5 separate regions of the Mus musculus genome follow, and all the other regions are linked to region 2. A link is a loop called in an ENCODE intact Hi-C map of the cell type or tissue named here. Cell type or tissue: heart. All regions are shown on one strand.

Region 1 (5,000 bases), 650 kb before region 2:
TTCAGTTTTTTTTGAAGCCTTTGAAAAAGGTTAAAGACAGATTATCATTTTAGTAAAATAAAAACTTGAAATTAAGAAAACGCTCATATATAAATTGAATCAATGTGGGCAATATATCAATAGAATTGGGAAATGTTTGAGCCGTAGCTACTTAATCATAATGTATTAAGCAAAGCACACTATACTACGGTAATACTCATATGAACAAAACCTGAACTAAGACAAGAAGTGATAACTTTTATCCTGAGCATTTGTTTTTAAAGGAAGCCATCGAATCAGATGAGCATCGGATTTTTACGTACGTAAAAGAACTGCAGAAGTAGATTTTTACTGTCGACAGTTCTTTTTACAAAAATTATGGAATTAAAACTTTGGTAACTATAAATTGAAATTCGGACATTAAATATGTAATGATATAATTGAAAAGAAAATGGAGCAATCACTGTATTATACAGTGTGGGTACAACATGTTCATAAGACAGACTTTATGGAAAGTGCTTTGCATTAGGAGTGCTTAAACATGGCAGAAAAGAAGTTCAGAGACCAGGCACTGCAGACATGTTCCCGGAATAAAGCCAGTCAAGAGTGGTTTGCTTCTCCTTCACACTGCCTTAAGTCAGCAGTCTCTGCTCAGAGAGAAAGCAGAAAGCAACATGCAATCAAACAGACTAACCAGCCTTGCATCTCCCTAGCACTTACCCTCTCCATGTGCGTCTGCTGCTGCGCTGCTGTGTTTACTTTCTCTCTGTGACACCTGCTGAATCGTGTCCCTTTGCTGCTTGGCTTGCTGCATAGAGTGAGTTTTCCAGAGTTTGCGCAGCTCCTCTACTTCTGTCTCTGAGTCCCGTTTTAGCTCCTGCCCTTGTTGATCCTTAAGAACAGCTGGTTTTTCTTTCAGTTCTACTGTTTCTCCAGAAGATACACTGTCTTCACCTGCCTCTTGCTGCAGTGAACTTTCCTGGTGGGAAGAATCCTGGTTATCCTGACCTTTTACTTCTGTGCTTTGTTCCTTTGGGCCTGAGACTTCTTGAAGGCTTTCTGTAGCTTTATCTCCTCCTTTAGTGGCTGTTTCCAGACCACTTAAGCCAGTTTCATGAGATAGAGCCCCAGGGTTAGAGCTAGTGCGGTCAGGAACGTTAGCAGCCTCTGACGTGGCTGTCAAGGACTGGACTTCCATCTGACTGACAGTCTGCACAGATTCTGACGAGGCATCAGATGACTTCTCCTGTCTCGGCTCCGAGGAGAGCAGCTCCTCGCGGATAGGAGAGAGTTCTGACTCTGTGAAAGCGTCTTCCGAGAGAGACTCCTCGGTGCTCCTGGGAGCAGTGCTGGCACTGTCGTTACCCTGGTCACGCGCTCTCGGGTCTGCGTCCTCAGCAGAGACTCCTGTCGCTTTCTTTGAATGGCAGGACCCCCTTCCTGACAACTGATCTAGTTCTCTGTTATTAAGGAAAATAAAAAAGTATTAGACATTAAAAACTGTATCAATTTACCTTCTACAAGCAAATAATAAAATAGTATCACAGAAGAGGCTTTTCAAAAACAGCAAAGTAGCGCTATCAACAGAATATACAAACACCATGCATTTCATATATACCACATCATTACATCGAGGTTTTTCATCAACTGTTTACCATCTGGGAAACATCAATGTAAGCGCTCCTCGTAAGAAAACTACCACAAAGTCTGATAACTTAAATTCCTGACGAAATTATAATACTGAAAGAAAATTTTCATTGGTAGGACAGGGACAATAGAAAATTTCAATTTATCATATACATATGCAGTACTTATTTATATACAAAGAGAGAGTAAAAAACATGAATAATGAGAACCAAGCTGAGGCAAAACATTTAAAGGAACTCTATAAGCTCAGAACAGTGCTAAGAGAATCTGTCCAGTTAACGAACTAAGATGTTAGATTATGAACGTTTTATGGTGAGGTCTCATATCCAACTTTCCTGGCATTGTTTTAGGTAAATACTAATGTTCCCAAGATATATGTTCTGGAAATAAGCATCATTTAAGAAGTCAGCAATTTGGAATGACGGTTCCTTGACGTCTCAGTGGCAAAGCACCAATGCCTTGCACGTATGGCTAGAGAACAAGTATGCCAGTCAGAACGGCAGTAAGTGAGCGACCTTCTGTGGATATTACGGCTAAGTCTCTTATGTAACTTTCTTATGGTTTTCAAGATTTTGTAACAATATATATATTTTTCCATAAGGCATATCTTTATTTTAAAGATTTAGTTTAAGTGCCTTCTGCCTTTGTACTGGATTCATCTTTTAAAAGAGGCAATCTAACTGGAGATACTAAGTTTGCAATGGTGCCATCTAATGGTGATTCACTTAAACTGCACCCACAGGGTCAAGGACCTGAGCGTGCTTTGGAGATGCCACACTCAAGAGACTAGCTGTTAGCAGGTTTAAAAACAGAAACAAAGATAAAAACTAACAGGCTATGATTTAAGTGAGTTTTTTAGCCTGAAATGTAATGTTTTGAAAGGTTAACATTAATGGTGCATTGTTCAACACAGTTTAGACAGTACCTTAGAAATCAATTCTCCAAGCATTAAAAAAGAGGGAAAACCATTAACATCTTTTACCTCACCTGTGCAAACAAACTATTACTTTGCAAAGCCACTCTATGTATTTATCTTGTTTGAAGTCAAATTCTGATGTCAATTAACATACAAGCCAAGACTTAGGGATATTTCCTTCCAGTGACATTGTTTAAAGTGTTTGAATCCAGGTCCCTGTCCTTCCAAGTAATATGCAGAATGATAAAATGGTCACTTGAAAAGCAAGGGACACCCCATCTTCCTTGCAGAGCAGTCCCAGACCATAGAGAACAGGATTTAACTCTGAAACACTGAGACGCAAGGTCAGGACAAGCTCTCCCTGACGCGCAGCAGTCCCTCTTCCCCCGTGGAGCTGGTTTTTCAGCCTGTGTCTCATCTCTACCTCTAAGCTCAATTAATTGTGGTTTGATGTTTTATTTTTTGTTCTCTTTCCTGAAATTGGCTTTTGTTGACAACTTAAAAATATATCCAGTAGTTTAGAATACTTATTTTCTAGGAATTATTTGTGTTTCTAGAGATCATTTTACCACGCCAAACCAGTAACTGTCATTACAGGCTAAATGGACCTTTCCCAAGAAGGGGTAACAGCTTACATACTATATATATATATATACTGAAAAAATACCTAGCTCCTTCTCCTTTGTAACTTTTTTCACCCCAAGGTCTAATTTTTAAACTGGCATAAGACTGTAAATTATCTGTTATCAGTGAAGGTGAAGCCATTTTTACATGGCTGTCAGCCTCATAGTGAGTGGGATGGAGTCTCTATTACACGCTAACCTCTTCCCTTCCTCTGTCTTTCCGGGCTGTGCCTAACCCGGCACTTTCATATCTAAGCTATTCTACTACAGCAGTTCCCACATTAGCACACTCTAAACCCTTCACTAGTGCAACCTGGAGGCTTCCTCTTCCCATGTGACACTTTCTTACCCAGAAGTCCTACAGTAAGTGTGAATGGAAAGCTGCTCTGATTACTTCCACACTGGGCCTTGGTCCGTGCCACACTCACAACTACACACGCTACTCTTTCGGTACGTTCATGGAACTTGACAGTTATTCTATTTGTTAATAATACAGAATAAGTTAAATTTTTTTGATTTTGTGTCTAAATAACAAAGGATTGATAAGCACTAAATTACAAAAGTACTATAGGCTACTTGTCAAATATCTGATTCTTTAACCAAGTAAATATAAGTGAAATTACTAACTAAATACCAGGCACACTAAAAATCAACTATCCAATAGTGCTTAGATTCTTGTTTTACTACTGACAAAATAAAAAGCAGCTATAATAAGACTAAGAAAATAAGAGTATTAGAGAAGGTTCAACTATATAAATATATATAAAAAAAATCCCAACCAACCAACAAAACAAAGAAAAAAAAAGAGTGAAGCCCAACTACCAGCCTGTACAGTGACATACGCACATGGGCAGTGATTCCTTTATTTTGCTATCCAAAATCTCTTTGTACATGGCAGCTGACATCACCTCTTCCATCGGACACATGATGCCGTATTCCTCACAACCGTTCTCTTGAACCAAGGGGTCTGTCTTGTGTGGATCAAACATTATGTTATTTGGTGTGACTAGCAGGACGCCACTGACTGTGCCCTAGGAGGAAACAGAAAGCACCATTCAATCTCCAAGGTTCCTAATTTCATAAAGATTCTAGGTACCTCGTTAAGTGCCTTTTCTGACTTCTGGCCATCTGCTTTCAGGCACTGTGGCACTTTCATGAAAACATGCTTTTCTACTAAACTATTTTTTTCCTCAGCAGAGACACAATTCAAAGAATATCATGTTCTGCCTAAAACAATCATGTGAGGGATGAAGTCTGACCTGACTATGAAGAGAACACACTGCAGGAGACCAAGCTTTACAGGAATCTGCCCCCACCTCCTGTGTTCTTCCCTCCATACAAGTACCAAATGCAGCTACATGGGCACTAATAACTCATTATCAGTGGTAAAGGAAGAATTCCATAGAAATACTGTTTGAAAAAAGTAACCAGTTTTACTTGAATTTGCGATTCATCAGTTATGGGACTTTCAGAATACAAAGTTTTAGGGCATATTTCTTCATCTGTAAAGTTGGTATATTAAATAAAATTCGTATTAGGCCATAACTATTTTTTCATTTGCCATTAAAGACCATGAATTGTAAATGAACTTATATAAATAGTGCTATAAACCTTAAGTGTCTACATTTTATCAATGAAGGTTTATAAACAGTTGACACAATTGGTAGGAATTATTATTTATTCTTTCATATGTAGCAAACTCTGCATGTACACTGTTGACTCATAATCCTAGCTCTGAAATAGGTACTATTTCTAAACTGTTCTGAAATATCCTATTCTTCAGATGTGAAAATAAAGACTGAGATAAGTGAGCAATTTGTCCAAAAGAAAACACC
Region 2 (5,000 bases):
TACTCAGCTGCTGTTGGTGTCTCCAAAGGTGGGCACAGCGTAGTTGTTTCTGCCATAGCTCTGCAAGCTGTGAACACTGAGCAGACTGCAAGTCGCATTCAACAGCTGCTTCAAGAAGCAACTACCAGGCTGGAGAGATGGCTCAGTGGTTAAGAGCACCAACTGCTCTTCTGAAGGTTGTGAGTTCAAATCCCAGCAACCACATAATGACTCACAACCATCTGTAATGAGATCTGATGCCCTCTTCTGGGGTGTGTGAAGACAGCTACAGTGTACTTACATATAATAAATAAATAAATCTTTAAAAAAAGTAGCAACTACCCTATAGCAAGGTGGAATGGTCTGCTGACTGAAAGGAATTGTGGCGAACACCAGAACAGGAAGAAACTGCTTGACCTTGCATCACCCTCTGCGGACAGCGTAGCAGGGAGCCGCTACCCAAGCAGAGGAACTGTGTGTAGTTCCATTTCCAGTAGAAAAGGAGAGAAAGATGGGTCTGGGCAGTATGTGAATGCATATTTCTTACTTTATCCAGTAAAAGCTGGAGAAAGTTGACCAGGTTGTGCCTCTTCAAAGAGACCCACAGCTGTTAGAAAATTCTACGATTATTTTGAAATTAATGTATATCAGCACTTACTTAGCTTCTTTATCTGTGTAATGACTGTGGTCATAGCAATTATCTTTTGTTGTTGAAAAGCACTTAGAGGAGTAGGGGACACAGACTGAGAACATATGATCAATACATTTTAGTTATTATTTATTACTACACTGCCATCCTGGTTTGATTTTGATCACTGTCATAAAACACTAACCAAAGCCAACTTGTGGGGGGAAAACTTATTTGGCTTACAATTCCACATCACAGTCCATCATTGAGGGAAATTAGAATAGGAATTCAAGCAGGAACCTGGAGGCAGGAGCCCATGCAGAGACCGTGGACTGGTGCTGCACACTGGCTTTTTCTCCATAGCTTACTCTGCCTGCTTTCTTAGACCATTCAGGGCTATCTGCCCAGGATTGACACTGCCCACAGAGGGCTGGGCTCTCCCACGTCAATCATTAATCAAGAAAATGCCCACACAGACTTGTTCACAGGCCAATCTGTTGATGGCAACTTCTCAATTAAGGTTCCCTCTTCCAAAATAATTCCAGCTTCTGTCAAGTTGACCCAAAACCAAACCAAACCAAAACAAACGAAAAAGACAAGAAAAGAAATGAACAACAAACCCTTAACAACCACAAATTGGCTTGCTTACTTGGATAATCAAGAATTCAAGTACTAAAAATATATTTCAGGGCCTCAAACAATATATAGAGATCTAATACAACTTGGGTGCAACTTGAGAAATAGGTGTAGACGTTTACCCACTGTCAAAACAGCCCCTGGAAATAACTGCAGACTTAATTGATTTTTTTCATACACCGCAGCTGACTAGTCCACCCTTCTCCCATCAGTCCCCAGCATTCATAGCTACCGCCGCCTCTGGACCTCAACCACCATGGTTAGAGGTGCTCCGGCCCAGGAGCAACAGGGCTGAAAGGGCCAAGGTAGCAAGTCAGCTTCATCAAGACTGTTAAGGCCTGGAATTCTGAATTTAGCAGCATGAACTTCTACATGGGTTCGGAAGCACGGAAGTTCAAGGATACTTAGCCATCACTGCGGAAGGGGTGGGCGTAGGTGGGGTGGGGTGGGGGGTGGGGGTGGTAGGTTTTTTTCCTTGATAATATCAACAAAAGAAGGCTGTATGTAGCTTCTGGAATTAAATGGGTGCAGTTTCTTGTTCTTTGTTTTTCCTCCAAGCTGGGGACTGAGGTGAAAACCTGGAGGTGGTTAATTTAATGACTAGACGAGGAGGAAAATGAACCTAAAACCTTCCCACTGCTTCTGTAGACTTCAGTGTCAGACGTTTTTATCCATTAGTAGTTTTACAACACGTTATTAACCCATATCAGTTTTGCCATATTTCATAATAGGATGGATTTTTTTCAGCTATACAAATAGTGACCACTATGAAATGTATTTTATTATGAAATAGTTGAACATTTATAATTGACTGATAGCATATTAGGTTTATTTATAACGATGTCATTTGTGCGACCAAAATTAAACAGAGCGACTTTTGATGAATAGGGATTAAGTTTGCGCTCCCAGCACATCTAGTTACTTTGGAATCTGAAGATGGCATTGTAAGACTCTGATGAGCCTTAGCTTACTGGGGACCCCTGATTGAACCACTCAGAGTGGGGGAAGCATGCAAAAAGCAAGAGGAATTTATTGTTCCAATGCGTTTGGGGTCATCCTGCACCGGAAGGAGAGGCAGCCTCAAGCAGCCCAGTCAGGGAGTTTTTTATACAGTTTTCGGAGCAGCAGCCATTAGTCACAATGTGATTGGCAGAACAGTGTAATTTTTAAACTGATTGGTCACTAGGGGAATGAGGTGGCAAGAACTTCCCTTGTCTGTAGGTGGCCTTGTCTGTAGGTCTGTCCTACAGAATGTGTTTACCTCCTTTGGACCTCCCCAGCCTGCAGGTAGAGGTTGATCAGTGTCTCCCGCCCCACCTTGGCTGAGGAATGTTAATTAGCCCCTCCTTTCTGGAGGGGAGGGGTGCCTAAGTGTTCCATGACCTTTTTTCTTCCAGGAGGGGAGGGGTCTGGTGGCATTTTCCAAAGGTCCTGAACTGGCCTCTTCAACACACCATTAGGTGGGTGAATCCTTTGAATTCTCTGCTTCCCTTCGAATTGGGAAACAGTTTTCATTTACTTTCATAAAGTCGAAGGTAATAAAATGGCAGTTGTTTTTGTTGCCCGAGAAATGGAAGGAGCAAGTTCAAGGATAAAAATGAGTAACTGCTGTGGGCTGAGGTTGTTCGAATAAGCAATTCCGTTCTTTTGTGAAAAATTCTCGGTTCTCCATTAATTACATGAACTTCCTGTAGGGCTACAAAGTATCTGCGGCAGTTATTTAAAGAGCAGCACCACCTAGTGGCTAAATAATGCAACTACTTTATCCTAAACAGAAAAGAAAAACAGTTTCAATATCCAGACAGGTAGCTATCCAAACAGTGTCTGTTATTAGAACTATTCCTCACAAGTTTTCTTATTTACTGACTTCACTGTTTTAAAATATGGTTTTTTTTTAAAATAAAAAGGTCTGTAACCATAACAAATGTTAACTCTTCCATGTTCACTTTAAGAGCATTAAAAATTATTGGAAAGGTCACTGTGGTAATTTTAACATTGTGATCTTTAAAAATGAATTTTAAAGAACCTTTAAAATATTTGCTCCTTTAAGGCATTGAAATTCACTTACTAAAATTATTACATGTTTCTTATAGTCTCATTTGTACGGACATATTTTGAAGGCATTTAGTTCAAAAATCTTCAGCCATAAAATACCATCAGAATTCAAAAAGCCATTTGGAGAAGGACATATATTTATTATACTGTTAGTATGATTATTTAGAGTAGTGATTCTCAACTTAATTTTGGTATCACTTAATATAGTATCTCATCTTGTAACATGTTCCCCAGCCATAAAATTATTTTCATTGCTACTTCATAGCTGTAATTTTGCTAGTAGCATGAATGTAAATGTTTGTGTTTTCTGATGGTCTTAGGAGCCCCCTTGAAAAAATTGCGGGTCGCGACCCACAGTTTGAGAATCACTTATTTGGAGCCAGTCTTGCGCATCTACAGAAGCATTTGGTTCAGAATACAGTGTTGCTGCCCTCTTGTGGCTAGAAGAGCACACCGCGCCTGGATATGATCAGTCAAAGAGAAAGTTTTATAATTTAAGAAAGAAAAGAAAAAAAGGAATGCGAGCCGTTTTCACATTTGTTTATCCACCATAGCCAAAGTTCCAAATGCTTAGTTAATTTACTTACAGGGCCAACCAAAGGAAATGAACTTATTTGAACTTCCCATCTGAATTTATTTAACCATACACTCCCCCAACCACACACATACCCCTACTTACATAACTTTCACTAACCACTACAAACCCTGCAGAACATCTTTTGTAAAAGTACGAGTTAACACCTTTTACCTAATACTGCGGTAATTGGTTTTGTTCTCACTCTTAGTATCTTAAAGAATAAACTGCATCTAAGTTAAGCTGAAAATCCTCCCTTTGACTTCCATTTCATCCTGGGATGAGTTCAGTAGCTCTTTCCAAGGTGCAGGACATGCATTTTATGTGCTGAGATGCTCTGGCCCCTGTCGTTGTGGCACTGAATGGAAAACAAGCTTTCGATGCATGTTCCAAATGCAGAAGCCAAGCGCTTCCTACAATGTTGGCTGGGACACTGCTGCTAGGATGAATGGTGCTTTTCAGATTCCTCGCAGCAGAGAGAGCGGGTTTTCCAGGAGGAGTTCCGACTTCCTGTTTACATCTCTCATCTTGGATTAGGAGTTTTATGGAGGACTAAAGGAAAACAAGGCAGAAACAAAGGAGCGATTTAGCCTCTGCTTTAAGATACAGGCATCTTAGGGCAGCGTTTTTGTTTTTTTTTGTTTTTGTTCCCTGTCTGAAGGCTTCCTAAATACTTCTGTTTACAACAGCCCGCTTGGTACTTGACTTTATAAAGTAGGATCCAGTTGTGGAAGAGGAAGAAATAAAACGCGTCACTTGTTGGGTTTCAGAGAAAGCAAGCAATGGAGACAGCAAAAGTGGTGTTCATTAAAGGAATTTAGGGCATCATTTTGACCTTTAGTCTGGGGTTCTATGCCTTCTGTGATCTTGAGTTGTGTTTCATTTGCCATCTAGATTTGCACTTTTGAACAATGAATTCTTTTTTTTTTTAGAATTAATTTTTTATTAGGTATTTTCCTCATTTACATTTCCAATGCTATCCAAAAAGTCCCCAATACCCTCCGACCCCCCCCCCTCCCCTACCCACCCACTCCCACTTTTTGGCCCTGGCATTTCCCTGTACTGGGGCATATAAGTTTGCAAGTCCAATGGGCCTCTCTTTCCAGTGATGGCCAACTAGGCCATCTT
Region 3 (5,000 bases), 630 kb before region 2:
GTGAGCAAAATGCCACACTCCAGAACTTATTTCTCATCTCAGCTGTCCGCTGTAACCAGAAATGAGAAACACCAACACTGTCTGAGGCTTGATTCAAGAGCAGCAGAAACCCTGCTTCACAGTGAGGTAACTCAGTACTCACCCTAGCTTGTAAGGGTCCCACCTCTCATTAGCACTAACATTAGCACCGATGGGAACTCAGTTAAGAGCATTCTTAAAAAGGTAAATATTTTCCTAAAAGCCTAATCTAATAAAATTATTACAGCATAGAACTCTGACTCTAAGTTATCATCATTATTAAGTTTAACTTGCCAGAATACTGTCTTTGTAGAACACAGTAAGAAAAACAAATCATAAAATGCAGTTAAGAATCAAGGATTATTATTAACGAAAGTAACACACAACAAAGTCAGATTTTCAAAGCGAGGCAATTAACAATACTTGACTCATGTGCAGTCAAACAGAAAACGCCTTTGGTAAGACTGTCACAGAGATAGATTGCTTCTGCCAAAGTAACTTACAGTATATTCAATGGTTCCTTTAGGCTTCTGAAAAGACATCCTTCTCCCATCTTTCTTGTCTAAGGTCTTCTTTTGGCCAGTGTCTAAGAAAAAGGAAGCAAAACACTTTACATTTTCCTTTCGGAGTAATGACAACAACTGCAGGAGGGAGCTCACAGCAAGAGAAAACTCACTAACTTAGAGGGGATTATCGTTGTTATTGCTATTAACTAACATCTAAAAAGGACCCATTAACATATACAGGAACAATTCTCTATAGGCAAGAAGGACAGAATTGTAGTGTGTGGTTCTATAAAAAAATACATCATTTTAGATCGAATGATAATTTTTTTTCAGTTGCTGATTAAAGTATTTCACGTAGCTCTTTAATTATCAGCATCAGGGGCTAGACAGAGGCCTCAGTGGTTAAGAGCACTGGCTGCTCTGTTCTTCTAGAATGTCTGAATTCAATTCCCAGCAACCACGTGTTGGCTCACAACAACCTGTGAAGGAAGGGCTCAATGGATGCCCACTTCTGGTGTGCAGACACAGATATAAAGCACTCTGACGTAAAATATGTAAACAAATAAACCTTTATTGTCAGCCACTGTCAGCTGCTGGCTTCAGTCTGAAATGTGTGTTTGTGAATTTTCTCAGCTATTCTCCCTGTAACAATGATCACATGTACTATCGTGATAAAATACCTTCCTATCTAAACATCTTAAGTGATTCACATAAACTCTCCTGAAGTACTAGTTCAAAGTCTCAGAATGAAATGATAGTAAACATAGCAAAGTACTGTATTTACCCAAAATTAAAACTACAATTCTCCAAGAAAGATTAGTTCTGAAACTAAAATAATCTAGAGAAATGCAGGTCTCCTGGATCTCCCACTGGCGGAACTTAACTGACACTTTGACTACATGAGAACGTATTTACCGCATTTACTTGTAACCATCAGATCAGTTATTTTAGTTTAAATTATACTAAACAGTGTTTGAATCCCCCAGAAGCCAATTTAGAAACAGTTAAAGCTGCCCCAATATTTCCCCAAGCAAGACCAGCTGCTAAGAATTGCAAATTTTGATCTTCACTTAATTTGCTATAGTTTAAAAATTGCCATCTGTGTTTGTAATCGCTGCCTCGAAACTATAGCCTCCACAATGTGTGTGCTTCATTCTACAAATTCCCCTCTGTACCTACCAATGGCCTGGAGTATGGCGAGCCACTAATTTGAACGGACACATTCTGACACGATTTAAACTAGTACCACCATAATTCTTTTTTTTTTTTTTAAAGATTTATTTATTTGTTATATGTAAGTACACTGTAGCTGTCTTCAGATGCACCAGAAGAGGGAGTCAGATCTTGTTACGGATGGTTGTGAGCCACCACGTGGTTGCTGGGATTTGAACTCAGGACCTTCTGAAGAGCAGTCAGGTGCTCTTACCTGCTGAACCATCTCACCAGTCCCCACCATAATTCTTATAACTGCAGTATACTTCCCATAAGGAAAAATATAGGCCGATGAGATAGCTCAGCAGGTACAGGCCCACCCTCACTCCTGGTGACTCCATCTCTGGAACACCCACACACACAATAAACAAGCAAACAAACAAACAAAGGTTGTAGTGTGTATACCACAAAGATATCAGGGCAGATGTGTGGCAGACACAAAAACCAGTCTTTACCTCTGTATCCCAAACATCTCAGGAGCTCAAAGTAGAGAGGCTGTTAAAAGTCAAATGTAAACAATGGACAAAAGGCAGAGAGAACTAGGTTCACAGACAGCTAGTGAAGTGCAAATTTAAATCACTATGACATAACATTTCCTAAGTACCAGACTGAGTGAAAATTTAGATGCTTAACCACGTACTGTCAGTAGGAAAACTGGCACTAGCCTGTATTTCTGGCAGAGTGCAAAATGCTAAATTTCTTAAAAAGAATGTTAATTTTGTACATCAGAATATTCTCTTAACTCTTCTGTATATATCTGAAACTATATAAAACTGTATATTATAAAACTAATTTTATAATATTTGTATATTATAAAACTAATTTTCTGGATGAAAAAAATAGACTATCTTATAATATTTGTAAATTTTAAATCAAATTTTACTTCTGTTGCTTCGTAAGTCGCCAACAGAGGGAGCCAAAAATATAATGCAAAGTAAGCCCTCAGGCCATTGCACTGTTTCATAGCCTTCCAGGTGGTGAAATATAGAATAAATTTGATCGTTCTCATGATGTCAGACACAGCCATGACTGCCTTCATCCAAAGGAAAAAGGACAGAGATATGTGGTCGCAGGGATTAAGTTAAAGCTGACACTTTTATAGCTTTCCCTTTTCCTGTATCACCAATCAGAGATGACTCTCACACAGGTTGCCCTTCCACCAACACAAATCCTGGAGAAAAGATGTTAGTCCTAAAAGATTACTCCACCCAGTGTATGCATACCCACGAACCAATTCCTAGTTTTGCTCCAGGTTAAATCACTGTGCAGGAAATATCAAAGAATTACTCAATAATTCATGCATGTAAAGCAAGTCGACTGGAGGGAAAAGTGAAGAGTCTGAATTGCAGGCATATGAAACTGTCATTCAATGCCACAAGACATAAACCAAAGCAGGCTTATCAAAATGAGAACAGAAAGGCAGTACAGGAGACGGTCTACTGATCTGAAATAAGTGATGTAAAATGGTGCTGATAAAACCAACTCTGAATGTTATAAACATGCAAATTGTAAAAGAAACAATGAATAAATACCAGGTTATAAAAAAGGAGTGGCAGACAAAACAGCTCACATCATATTTAAGACGTTCCACTGAAAATGAGTAAGATTCTAACAATACCAACTAGGTAATGCTTTGAAATCAGACGCACCTTAGGGATAATCTCTTCAGACACAAGTATGATCTTTCATTAAGATCTGCTTTCTTTTCTAACTAGCCATCATTCTACATTTGTTTCCACTACAAGAGATTCCAGCAACAATATATTCAATGATAGTCTCTGAATGCTCAGGTTAAATTGACTTACAAGTGCAGTCTTCAGAATGTATAGCTTCTTTATAGATAGATCAGTTCCACCAAAAAAAAAAAAAAAAAGTCCTGTATGTGCTCTTCTTCTACAATCCAGTTTAGAATTCTGCTAAGTCAGTTTAACAGCTTAACAGGACACTCCACCCCACCCACCCCCTTCACCCATGTCCCACACCTAAACACCTCCCATTGCTCATCAGGTTCTCTGTCATCCACAGTGGCTCAGTAAGTCTGACCCCCAGGGTCTGATGAATCATAGCCTTTTGTCAGTTTTCCATCATCCTGTGTTCAGTTACCCAGGTATAACTGGAAACGGTTAGACTTTCTTTCCTACAGCAAAATCCACTTTCTAGGGTCCCCAAGACTATATGATGATCCTAAGTAAAGTTTCTGACCAGTCTTGAACAAATACCCTTGAATTTTTCCTTTATCATTAGCTATTATCATATTTATTGACTCCAGTATATGTGACCGTGTGGGTATATGTCAGTGATCACAGCAAAATAAAAACTGCAAATATGAAATAAAAAACTCTAGCTATAAATCCAAAAGCCAAATTTCTCAATATAATTTAAAAAAAATAAAAATCACATTTAAAATACTTATTAGCCATATTTGCATAATAGCGTTCATACTGGACATCAAAAATACCACAAAACATTTCCATTGTTACAAAGTCTATAGGTTTCAGTATATAATCCAAAATCTGTACCTTAAAATCTAAACAACCACTCAGAGACCCGGGGATAAGTGCATACCTGGATTGCTTCATCCATATATAAAGCTGTTGCTCCATCACTATTGACTGCATCAGAATGTTTGCAAACAGACCTTTGGAAGGGCTGGGCGTGGGGTGGCTCAGCTAGAAAACCGCTGCTTGGCAAGTGTGAAAACTGAGGTTTTACCCCCAGAAGCCATGTAAAGGCTGGGCAGGCATGGCAGCCCACTTGCAATCCCGAGCTCTGGGAAGAGTGGAGATCCTCAAGGCAACGTGGCTAGCCAGAGTAGCAAGATCCTGTGAACTCAGGGAGACTCTGCCCCAGGGGAGGCAGAGGAAGAGATCTACCATCAACTTTGGGCCTTCACACACAGTCACACAAACTTGAGTGCCCAAGGAATCATGTATACACATAAGCACACACATGGCACATAAAGATATATTCGACTAAACAAAAAATTAAGTTTTGAAATTGGAGTCTAAAAGGATAATAAGGGTTCTTTTTCAGTGGTTATTTTAGTTATTTTTGCTATCTTATAGAGTTTTTCTCTTTACTCATAAAATCAGGAATAACTGTTTATCCTGGATGGTCAATCGGGTTGATCTTTGTCTTATGGCTACTGATTTATACTTTTATTTTGATATATAATTGATACATAATATTATATATTAATATTGAAATTATATTGATTCACATTTCGCTCTTTTGATTGCTAGTAAATTAAAACTAGCAATCTCT
Region 4 (5,000 bases), 490 kb before region 2:
GCTAATTCACCCACTACCCCCACCCCCTACGCACCACCAGCACACAGGCCAGTTTTGGTGGTCGGGGAGCCCAGACTGTCTATTGGGGCAAAGCTTTATAGTAAGCAGTAAGCAGGGAGTACATGCATAAGCATCTAATTGGAAAGCTGTTGTGGCCTTCAACCTAGTTGTCTGGTGCTGGGAGTCAGATCATAAACTTTACTTCTGCTCTACTCTGCATTGGTGGTCATTAGGAAGGGACCATTAGGTCTTGTAACCTGGGGGTGCAGGTTTGTTGGGGGAATTACCTAGAAACTCTGCTCTTGTTGGGGATTAGCCTAGAGACTGAAGCTAGGCTCAGGCTTTCTTGGGGACAACTTGGAAACTAATGCTAGTTAGCAGTTAGTCTACCTGAGTTCAAACTTAGGTCAGGTTCTCTAAAATGGAGTTTGAATTTAAAGTCTTTGGGGGGGGGGAGAGAGAGAGAGAGAGAGAGGGAGAGAGAGAGAGAGAGACCCCACTGAGTGACCATACTTCAACTGTCAACTGATTAAAGTCACTTTGAATGTCTGCTAATCTTGACATTCTACAGAGGCAAAGTGACATCTATACTCTTCTAGACAGACAACAGCTATATTTAGAAAAATAAAAACTGTAGACATTCTAGAATTTGTTAAATTCTCTCTGATATTTAATTTCACTATACTCCACCCAGCTGAACCCACAAGCTTTTGACTTTCTTTGGCTGCTGAGCAGGCGTGGCCCTGGTGGGGACAGAGAGACTTGGTTCCTGCCCCTAGGACAGAATCCCAGTGTGAGCCTCCAGCAGTATTGATGACTGTAGTGGCATAACACTTGTTTGTGTAACAATGTATATTATTTCACATTCCTCCGAGGAATGGTTTCTCTGTTAATGTTATTGACTCCTTGATAATCAGACAGCAGGAGTCCAGGAGGTGAAGGTGTGGCTATGTCTCAGCAAATGGCAAGCACTGGGACTTTCAGCCCTAAAGGTTATGGAGAAGAGCTCTAAATACATGAGTTTGAAAATATATAATTTCTCAACTATGCAAAAATAAGGACGCAATATGAATTATGAGAACTTCATGAATCTAAAGGAACAAAGGGAGTTGCATTAATGAGTCAACTTATCAGAAAGATACAAAGGCAAGCAGATACAAATATAGGCAGATTCCTGAGTTCAAGGTCAGCCTGGGACATGGCAAGGTTAGCCCCAGGTGTGGTACATATGGTAATTTCAGGATAGGGTCCCACCCAGCTAGTTTAGCGTCTTTGTGTAACTGAGGCAATCAGATCTCTAAATGATTTTGCTATCTTAAAAGAAAACTTATGCTTGCTGTTTCCTAAGAATCAAAGGGCTGGGGCCACCAGTATGTAGATTCATAGAATAATCAAAAGGGAGCCTGGAATAAAGAACTGAATTGATATGTAAATTTAAAAATGGCTTTTGGTCTTCATGGGATGAACTAGCAGAAAGTGGTAGCAGTTCTCTATAATTTTCGCTAGTGAGAGCTGAGCAGTCTGGAGATCTTTGGAGAGCAAAGCGGCTCTTGATGAGTTTTTTTCTTAACAGGATTTCTGACTTGGTCAGATGACTTAATAGTTCTTTTGTAGCAGTTTTTCTAACATTGGTCAGAAAAACATGAGCTATCCAGATATCTTGTAGAATTTTTACCTGAAGAGAGAGCTGCCTCAACCAGAGTTTTATGAGTAGCAAGAGAAGCTGTCTAGGGCAGAACAGAGCAGAATACACAGACACAGAGAGAGAGGGGGGGGGGAGGGGAGAGAGGGGAGGGGGGGGAGGGGAGAGAAGGGAGAGGGGAGAGAGGGGAGAAAGGGGAGAGGGGAGAGAGGAGAGAGGGGAGAGAGGGGAGAGGGGAGAGAGGGGAGAGGGGAGAGAGGGGAGAAAGGGGAGAGGGGAGAGAGGGGAGAGGGGAGAGAGGGGAGAGGGGAGAGGGGAGAGTGAGACATTCTTACCTAAAATGCAGTACTCATCTAGTGACTTATTTTTACTTTTTAAAGGTTCAAATGAAGATTGAGGCTTCATATAGACAGAGTAGCTAGCTTTCCCTCTACTTATTCTAAATAAGTGAAATTTTATTATACGAATTCAAAGACTGATTGTTCTATAAAAAGTGAGTTTGCATGCTATCAATTTTTGATATGATGCTACTTTTAATGAACACCTTCTATTAGGGTTAATTAAGGACAGCCATGTGTGCAAAGAAGGCATAATCTATTTCTTAAGGTTCTCTCAGTAGGAAATAGATGCTATACAGAAGTTTGTGAAAGATAACTGAGGTCAAAAATCAATTCCTAGAGAAGCTATTTACATCTCTCATTAACCTAAAGAGGCATTTCAAATTGTTCTAGCTTTTCTTAAAATAAAAATTCTTCCAGCTTGATTCAAATACAGTGAATTGTAGAGGGCCAGGGATCGACTTAGTTGTAGTACTGCACTGTACCACCAGAGGGATCCCTGGGATTTTCAGTTGTACAAATCCTGAATTGAGACACTGAAAGGTACCCTGCAAAGAAAGGGCATATTGGCTGGCTGGTCTACAGGTTGATGGGTACAGTTTCTTTCCATGAGATTATTTAGGACACTGTGTTACCTCTAGAAATGTCACTGTACTATGTCACCCATAGACTATCTCTGTTCAACCCCTATGAGGAATGGCTGTCCTCCTGTTCAATGACAGATCTGCCTCTTCAGGCCTAAAATGGGGAACGAATTTTGCCTGCAGAGCCTGTCATGTATGGTTCATGTTTACCTCTTCTGCATCTTTTAGACATGATTCCTCATCTGTATAGACAGAGTGTAACAGAATTGTTCTGAGGATTACCTGAGATAGGATAGAGGGACTTATTTTATTCTGGAATATGAAATTCCTAATTCATCCTGTGATGGCTATTCATGATTGTCATCCGCACTCCATCGTCAATTAGCTAAAAGCCAAGTGGCTAGGTACACCTGTGAGGGAGTTCTCTAGATTGGATCTTTAGAAATGTGAAGACCCACCCTAAATCCTGATTCTTTGAGAGAAGAAGTTCCACCTTAAATCTGGGCTACACCTTCCAGCCATGGCAGACTAGATAATGACCAAGGAAGAAAGAAACTTTTGCTATTTGCCTGCTTCCTCTGGCTCACACTGGAGAGTCCGTTCCTTCACCGGCATTAGAGTCCACTTTTGTGGGATTCTGGAGTATACTGAAGACCAACTGAGACACCCAGACTTGCAGACTGAACAATTACTGAAAACTTAGACTTTCTCTCAGTAGCTAGCCATTGTTGGACTGTGGTCCACTGTGGGAAGCCAACTCCAAGATGGTGCCGGTTTCCGGTTGCCTTTGTCATAAACAACACCACTGCGCAGGCGTCAATTCAAATTTGGTGCCAACCCTTCCCAAGTGGGTGCATGCAAATTGAGTGCCGGCTGACTGACCAATCAGAGGGGGCCACAGAGCCTTCTCCTGTGCTGGGGTGCATATAAGCAGGCCTCCCTGGGCGCCTGGGGTCCCATAGAAGTATCGAGGCAAGAATCCGACTGTGTCGTGTTGTTCTTGCTGGTCAAGAGCAGACGGGACAGTCCACCACAGTCTGTCAGTCATTCTAATAAATCCCCTTTTCTTTCTGCCCCATTGCAGAAGAGAACTGTAACACACATGGAGTTTTAAAATGCTGTTGTTTTTTTACTAACGGTACTTTTTAAATGAAGGGATACGGAAATAGATTTGTTTTATGAAATGAACTTTCAGTTACATAGTTGATATATTTTAGTTTTAAAAATAATGCTTTGAGAGTCAAATTAGAAGAGAGGTTACAGAGACAAATTAAAGCTGAGAATCCAAACAACTCTTTCAACACAGTAATTAAACATGTTTTTGAAACTGATAAGAAATCAAACCATTGCAAATTCATGAATTAAAAATTTGCCATGAGGCTGGGAAGATGGCTCAGGGGGTGAAGTGCTTTCAGCACAAGCATGAGAGTTTAGATCCCCATGAACTACACAAAAACTAGGTGTGGTAGGACATGCCTGTAACACTTGTACTTAGTCGGGTAGAGATAAGCCAGTCTTGGTGATATCCTGTTTCATAAAGTGAGATGGAGAACAATAAAAAAGACACTTGAAGTCAACCTCTGGATTTCCATGTACACACACAGGTAAGTCTACTCAACATATACATGGGCAAGCATATACACACAGGTATGTACAGCCAATACACACATGCACAAGCACATACACACACAAGTAAGTACAGCGAATATACATATGCACAAGTGCATGTACAACATAGACAAGTGCACCCAATACCCACATGCAGAAACGTGTGCATACACAGGTAACTACACCCTATAAATGTGTGCACAAGCATGCACACAGAGTAAATACAACAAGAAAATAACCCACAGCTTACTTCTCTGTCCTGAAATTTAACTTCTAGACTTCTATTTTTCTATAGTCTTGGGATTTTTATCCACTATGGTCCAAGCTTGTTAGTGTGTCAACCTTTTTGTCTTATTTAGATGGAATAAGGAGTTTATAAGACAAATTTTATTTTCTGAAGGCAAAACACTTACTCTTCCTGATCAGTTCATAAATCAGAAATGTATAGAAGGTTGCATATGTGACAAAAAGCAGGAGCAAAGGACCCTGGCAAAGAGGCAGTGACATACGCCTTATGGGATTTTCTGGTTGATTCATTTTTTTGAAATGTGCTAACATTAAATTTTGAAAGTGGAAATATGCACCTGTCTGCTCTACTGTCTTATATCAATCAAAAGTCTTTGATGATAGATACCCCTTAGAACACTATGTTTTCTACATGTTTATTATTTTTTTAAAGCCTGGAGAAAGTCATCGAGAACACGGAAAGCTATGAGAAGACCAAGGAAGGGGAAGCAATGGAAAGCAGTCTCAACCAGCAAATTCCGAAAGAGCACACAGCCTACGTGAGGCATTTCATCAAGTTTGAAGGAAGCAATGCCTCATAAG
Region 5 (5,000 bases), 560 kb before region 2:
GTAGATGCGATACTTCAGGGAAAGAATGAGTCACACGGAGAAAGAGATTGGCTGTCCAGGACATGGAGTATTGGATAAAGAAGGTCTTAATATGGGGTACTCTTTTGCAAATGGACATAATCGAACCAGATTTAATGAAACCAAGTTGTTCCATAACCCACTGCCATTCTGAACCCAGTACTCTATGATACCGTTTATTCAACTTAAACAAAAGTGGACACTTATCTTGGTGGATCCAGCCTCACCAGGAACCATGTAGGGATTAGGTTGGAATCCTCCCCACCCCCAGCCCAATGGCCTTGATCTTGTGCCTCTGTAAAGGGCTCACAGAATACACACTATTAAAATCCTAGAGGTAATTAGGAGTTCCAGGGACAGGTGAACGCAATAGGCTGAAAAGGTGTTCGAGTGAAAATCTATGGGAAACACAGTAGTTGGAGTTCTAGTGTCTATCTCAAAGATAGAAATCATGCATAGCATGGCATAAAAGGAGGAGGGAATGATAAGTTTGTAGAATCTGAGATGTTTGTCTCTGACCACATTACATGAACACAAGGCTTATTTAAAAAACAAAAACAAAAACAAAACACTGTGTTTGCATCTCTGTTACCAACAGGTAAGCAAGTGTCTTCTTTTGATCAATAGCTTACATGCAATTTCACTTAAATGAAGAAAAAAAAAACTGTTATTACCCTTTTGTCTCTTAAATCCACACATCAAAGGAACAAGTCTGAGAACTGGCTGACCTTTGGATTCATTTCTGAGTCCTTACATGAAACAGAGATTTTCCTCCATCTTAAAGTGGCAAATAAAGTGATATAAGGTGGCTAAAAGATTTGATAACAAATTCCTTAATGTTTGGGCAAAGAGAATTTATTATTTGGTTTTGTTATTTATGTGTATGGGGTTTGCCTGTATGTTTATCTGTGTACAATGTATGTGTCTGGTGCCTGCAGAGGCCAGAATAGAATCCTAGATCTCCAGGAACTTGAGTTACAGATAGGTGTGAGCTGCCAAGTGGATGCTGGGAGTCAAACCCAGGTCCTACTGAAGAGCAACCAGTGTTCTTAATTGGTGATGTATCTTTGCAGCCCCAAGACAAATATTTCTAATTGAGAGAAAGAACCATTTCAAGGCATTTTATAGCTCGGAAGAAAGTTTGAGTATAAAGCAGTTTTCCATCTAGAAATGTGAGTTATTCTTCATAGGTCTCTAAAAAAGAGGTGTCAAAAGACCCCTACTGCTAAGTACGTATTATGAAGTACAGACTTTGCAAGGACCAGGCTGAAGATATGGGGTATGGTGATTTAAATAGCCACGAATGTAATCACCTGCTATGGACTATGTTGAGGTACAGTGAGGTTATCTACACATGAACTGGATGGTACCACAACTGAGTCTGGTTATTATCATTCTATTATCAGATGGCTTTCATAGTTACTGCTTGGGTCACTCTGAGAGACACCAGCAGACATTGATATGAAGTAGACTGCAGGCTCTGGGGAGGGCTCTCTAGGGATTAGGAAGTTATTCTTACAGTAGAGGAGGCCTTGGGGGTTAGATTACCAGTTACTCCAATTAGTTTCCTTTTACCAGCTCTTGGTAGATACTATGTTTTTCTGAACTTATACAGTGAGTTTCTTTTTTTTAAATTAGGTATTTATTTCATTTACATTTCCAATGCTATCCCAGAAGTCCCCACACGCTCCCCTACCCACTCCCCCACCCACCCACTCCCACTTCTTGGCCCTGGCGTTCCCCTGTACCGGGGCATATAAAGTTTGCATGTCCAATGGGCCTCTCTTTCCACTGATGGCCGACTAGGCCATCTTTTGATACATATGCAGCTAGAGACAAGAGCTCCAGGGTACTGGTTAGTCCATATTGTTGTTCCACCTATAGGGTTGCAGATCCCTTCAGCTCCTTGGGTACTTTCTCTAGCTCCTCCATTGGGGGGTCCTGTGATCCATCCAATAGCTGACTGTGAGCATCCACTTCTGTGTTTGCTAGGCCCCAGCATAGACTCACAAGAGACAGCTACATCTGGGTCCTTTCAGCAAAATCTTGCTAGTGTATGTAATGGTGTCAGCGTTTGGAGTTTCTTATATCATAAATGAGGTCACTTCTCTGGTTAAAAATCCTTCAAAGGTTTTCTTCCTCTCGCTATTTGTAATGAAATCCAAACTCCTTTTCCAGATTTCAGCCATCCTGCATGCAGCTGCCTCTCCTTTTTAGGGGGCAGAAGGTGAGACAAGGTCTCTTGTATCCCAAATGATCTCAAAGATACTGCTTTTAGCTCATGACCTTTTACTCTCAATCCTCCCATCCCTTCCTCCCAAATTCTGGGATTTTGGGTGTGTACCACCATCCCTGGCTTCCCGTGCTTGTTTCTCTACTAACTCAAGAATGACTCTTTTAATTTTCCTGCCTTTCATATTCCAAACTCACCTTTGGGAGGGGGGCTTCATTCATGCTGTTTTCTGCACATTCAAATGCAGGTCAGATTTTCTCCATTTACTTCCTAGTTCTTAGCTTTCCTAGTCTTGTCTCTCCCTCCCTCCTTACTGAGTTCACATTACCTCCTTGAAAACTTTAGTTTTAGGCACTCACCGTGTCCATATATATGGACTACCGCTATGTTTCATGCACATGCCACCATCTTATTTATGCATTGATGCTCTTTCCTGTTTACTGGCTAGTTATTCATACATGCATATAAACTCTGTTAGTAGAGGTCCTGATCTTTCATTTCTGCATGGTAATGGGGATTCAATAAACACTTAGTAGGGACAGGGTAAGGAGATAAGCTAAGATGAAGTGCTTCTCAATATTCTAATCGTAAGTCTCCCTCCCCCACCCACAGCAGTATGTTCAGTTTCAGGGATTAAGGTACCCCTCCCCCACCCACAGCAGTATGTTCAGTTTCAGGGACTAAGGTTCCCCTCCCCCACCCACAGCAGTATGTTCAGTTTCAGGGGCTAAGGTTCCCCTCCACCACCCACAGCAGTATGTTCAGTTTCAGGGGTTAAGGTTCCCCTCCACTGGTGGGAGTCTGACTAAATTGTGGACATGGGAAGAAAAACTGTGTCTCCAGCAGCAGATGGCAGCACTGCCTTGGAACAAAGGCATCTATGATTCTAAGGACCTCTGTCCCCTTGCTTCCCACTAAATGAGTACCATCGCGCTTACTGTTAAATGGGTAAAACGTGCATTTACTTTTTATGAAATAAGAAAAGAGCTGATGCCTTAAAAGAGGTGTTAAGCTATCCTTTCTCTCTGGATAAACGGAAGCTTTTAGTTCATCGATCCAGGAAAACCCAGGCTTGACTGCTGCCTTTATTCAAGTGGGAAGCAGTTAGTTACAGGCCCTGGAAGAGCTGGACTAGGGACGTAGCTACAGTTCTTGTTTTCAGCTTTGTCCTGTTTTCCAGAAGTGGGGAATAAGAGTAAATGAATAGACAATTACACTGTGTAACTCACAAAAATTTTGAGTTACATATGAAACAATGAAACGAACTAATCTGAACTTAAGTAGTCTGCCTAGACTCATGCAGCAACAACACAGAGCTCTTAGTGGGAGCTTTACCCCTACTGTGTGACATTACAAGAAACTGCTTGTTTTGAAAGGAAATGAGGGATGGCAATTAGTTTGTAACTTCAATATCCCACTCTCACCAATAGACAGGTCATCCAGACAAAAATTAAACAGAGAAATCCTGGAGTTAAATACCATCATCAAATCAAATGGAGCTAACAGACATCTATAGATTTTTCCATTTAAACACAAATTAACATAGTTTCTTCTAGACAGCTCATGGAAGTTTCTCTGAAATTGACCACAAAGCAGTCAGACCCAAAGCAACTCTGAACAGATACAAAAACATTGAAAAAGCACTGTGCATGCTACCTGACCACCATGAATTAAAGCTAAATACCAACAACAACAGAAGTTCATAAACTGGTGGAAAGTGAACAACTCACTACTGAGAGAAAAATGGGCCATGACAGAAATTCACAAGAAAATTAGAAACTTTATAGAACTGAATGAAATTATAAACATGTGCTGGCTAGTCTTAGGTGAACTTGATACAAACTAGGTTTATTGGAAAGGAGGGAACCTTAATTGAGAAAATGCCTCCATAACATCCACCCATAAAGCATTCTCTTACTTAGTAATTGATGTGGGGAGGGCCCATCCCTTCACAGCTGATGCCTGCCCTGGGCTGGTGGTCCAGAGTTCTGTGAGAAAGCAGGCCAATCGTGCCAGGAAGAGCAAGCCAGTAAGCAGCACCATCCTCACATGGCTACTGCATCAGCTCCTGCTTCCAGGTCCCTGCCCTGTTACAGCTCCTGTCCTGACTTCCTTTGCTGATGAACAGCAATATGGAAGTATAAGCCAAATTCCTCCACAACCTGTCTTTTGTTCATGGTACTTTGTTGCAGCAACAGAAACCCTAACTAAGATAATACCCAAGGAAGGCAGTTCTAAGAAGCAAGTTCGTAGTACTAAATAGTATCAAATAATTGGGCAGGTTTACTATTAGTAACTCATTGGCACACCTGAAAGCTCTACATCAAAACGAAATAACACCCAAAAAGCGTATATGGCAAGAAATCATCAAACTCGGGGCAGAAATCAATGAAATCGAAACACACACACAGGCACATGTACACATGCGGCATGCACACATACAAACAGGCACACACAGGCACATGTACACATGCGGCATGCACACACACACAATGGAGAATCAATAAAATGAAGAGTTGGTTCTTTGAGAAAATCAATAAGACTGACCAACCATTAACCAATTTATCTAAAAGACAGAGAGAAAGGATCTAAATTAATAAAGTTGTAAGTAAAAGAAAGACATCACAAGAGACAGCAAGGAAATCCAGAGACTCTTAAGGGAATACTTTAAAAACAAAACAAAACAAAAAAAAAAACCTATGCTATAACAAAGTGGAAAATCCAAAATAAATGTATAAATTTCTCAATA

Evidence for each region. A loop is a pair of places that touch in the nucleus more often than their neighbours do. Peaks named below come from ENCODE experiments on the same cell type or tissue, not always from the same donor. Only the 100,000 strongest peaks of a DNase experiment are listed, where the experiment ranks them.
Region 1: a loop joins it to region 2, with 2.9 times the contacts of the local background. A loop is called at or near these places in 4 of 42 quality-filtered maps.
Region 3: it touches region 2 in a loop (3-fold over the local background); 8 of 42 quality-filtered maps call a loop at or near these places.
Region 4: it touches region 2 in a loop (21-fold over the local background); 12 of 42 quality-filtered maps call a loop at or near these places.
Region 5: a loop joins it to region 2, with 2.8 times the contacts of the local background. A loop is called at or near these places in 3 of 42 quality-filtered maps.

What each region holds. Positions count from the first base shown.
Region 1 is chr15:41,816,278-41,821,277 of GRCm38, reverse strand. Oxr1 (oxidation resistance 1) reads right to left here. Exons shown (of 17, transcript NM_001130166.1): 8 at 4,012-4,196; 9 at 700-1,439. Among named protein-coding and RNA genes, the nearest start is that of Abra, 51 kb to the left of the region's middle. In heart, a CTCF peak has its summit at 2,346 (motif pointing left); no DNase peak of the experiment used is centred here; H3K4me3 peaks cover 993 bases; H3K27ac peaks cover 939 bases.
Region 2 is chr15:41,161,768-41,166,767 of GRCm38, reverse strand. No RefSeq gene overlaps it. Among named protein-coding and RNA genes, the nearest start is that of Gm46502, 9.8 kb to the left of the region's middle. In heart, CTCF peaks have their summits at 2,980 (motif pointing left) and 3,741 (motif pointing left); no DNase peak of the experiment used is centred here; H3K4me3 peaks cover 936 bases; H3K27ac peaks cover 604 bases.
Region 3 is chr15:41,793,078-41,798,077 of GRCm38, reverse strand. It overlaps Oxr1 (oxidation resistance 1), which reads right to left. Exons shown (of 17, transcript NM_001130166.1): 4 at 522-604. Among named protein-coding and RNA genes, the nearest start is that of Abra, 74 kb to the left of the region's middle. In heart, a CTCF peak has its summit at 2,644 (motif pointing right); no DNase peak of the experiment used is centred here.
Region 4 is chr15:41,654,766-41,659,765 of GRCm38, reverse strand. The region is part of intron 3 of Oxr1 (oxidation resistance 1); the gene reads right to left. Among named protein-coding and RNA genes, the nearest start is that of Oxr1, 210 kb to the right of the region's middle. In heart, a CTCF peak has its summit at 2,457 (motif pointing right); no DNase peak of the experiment used is centred here.
Region 5 is chr15:41,717,635-41,722,634 of GRCm38, reverse strand. All of the region lies in intron 3 of Oxr1 (oxidation resistance 1), which reads right to left. Among named protein-coding and RNA genes, the nearest start is that of Abra, 150 kb to the left of the region's middle. In heart, a CTCF peak has its summit at 3,101 (motif pointing right); no DNase peak of the experiment used is centred here.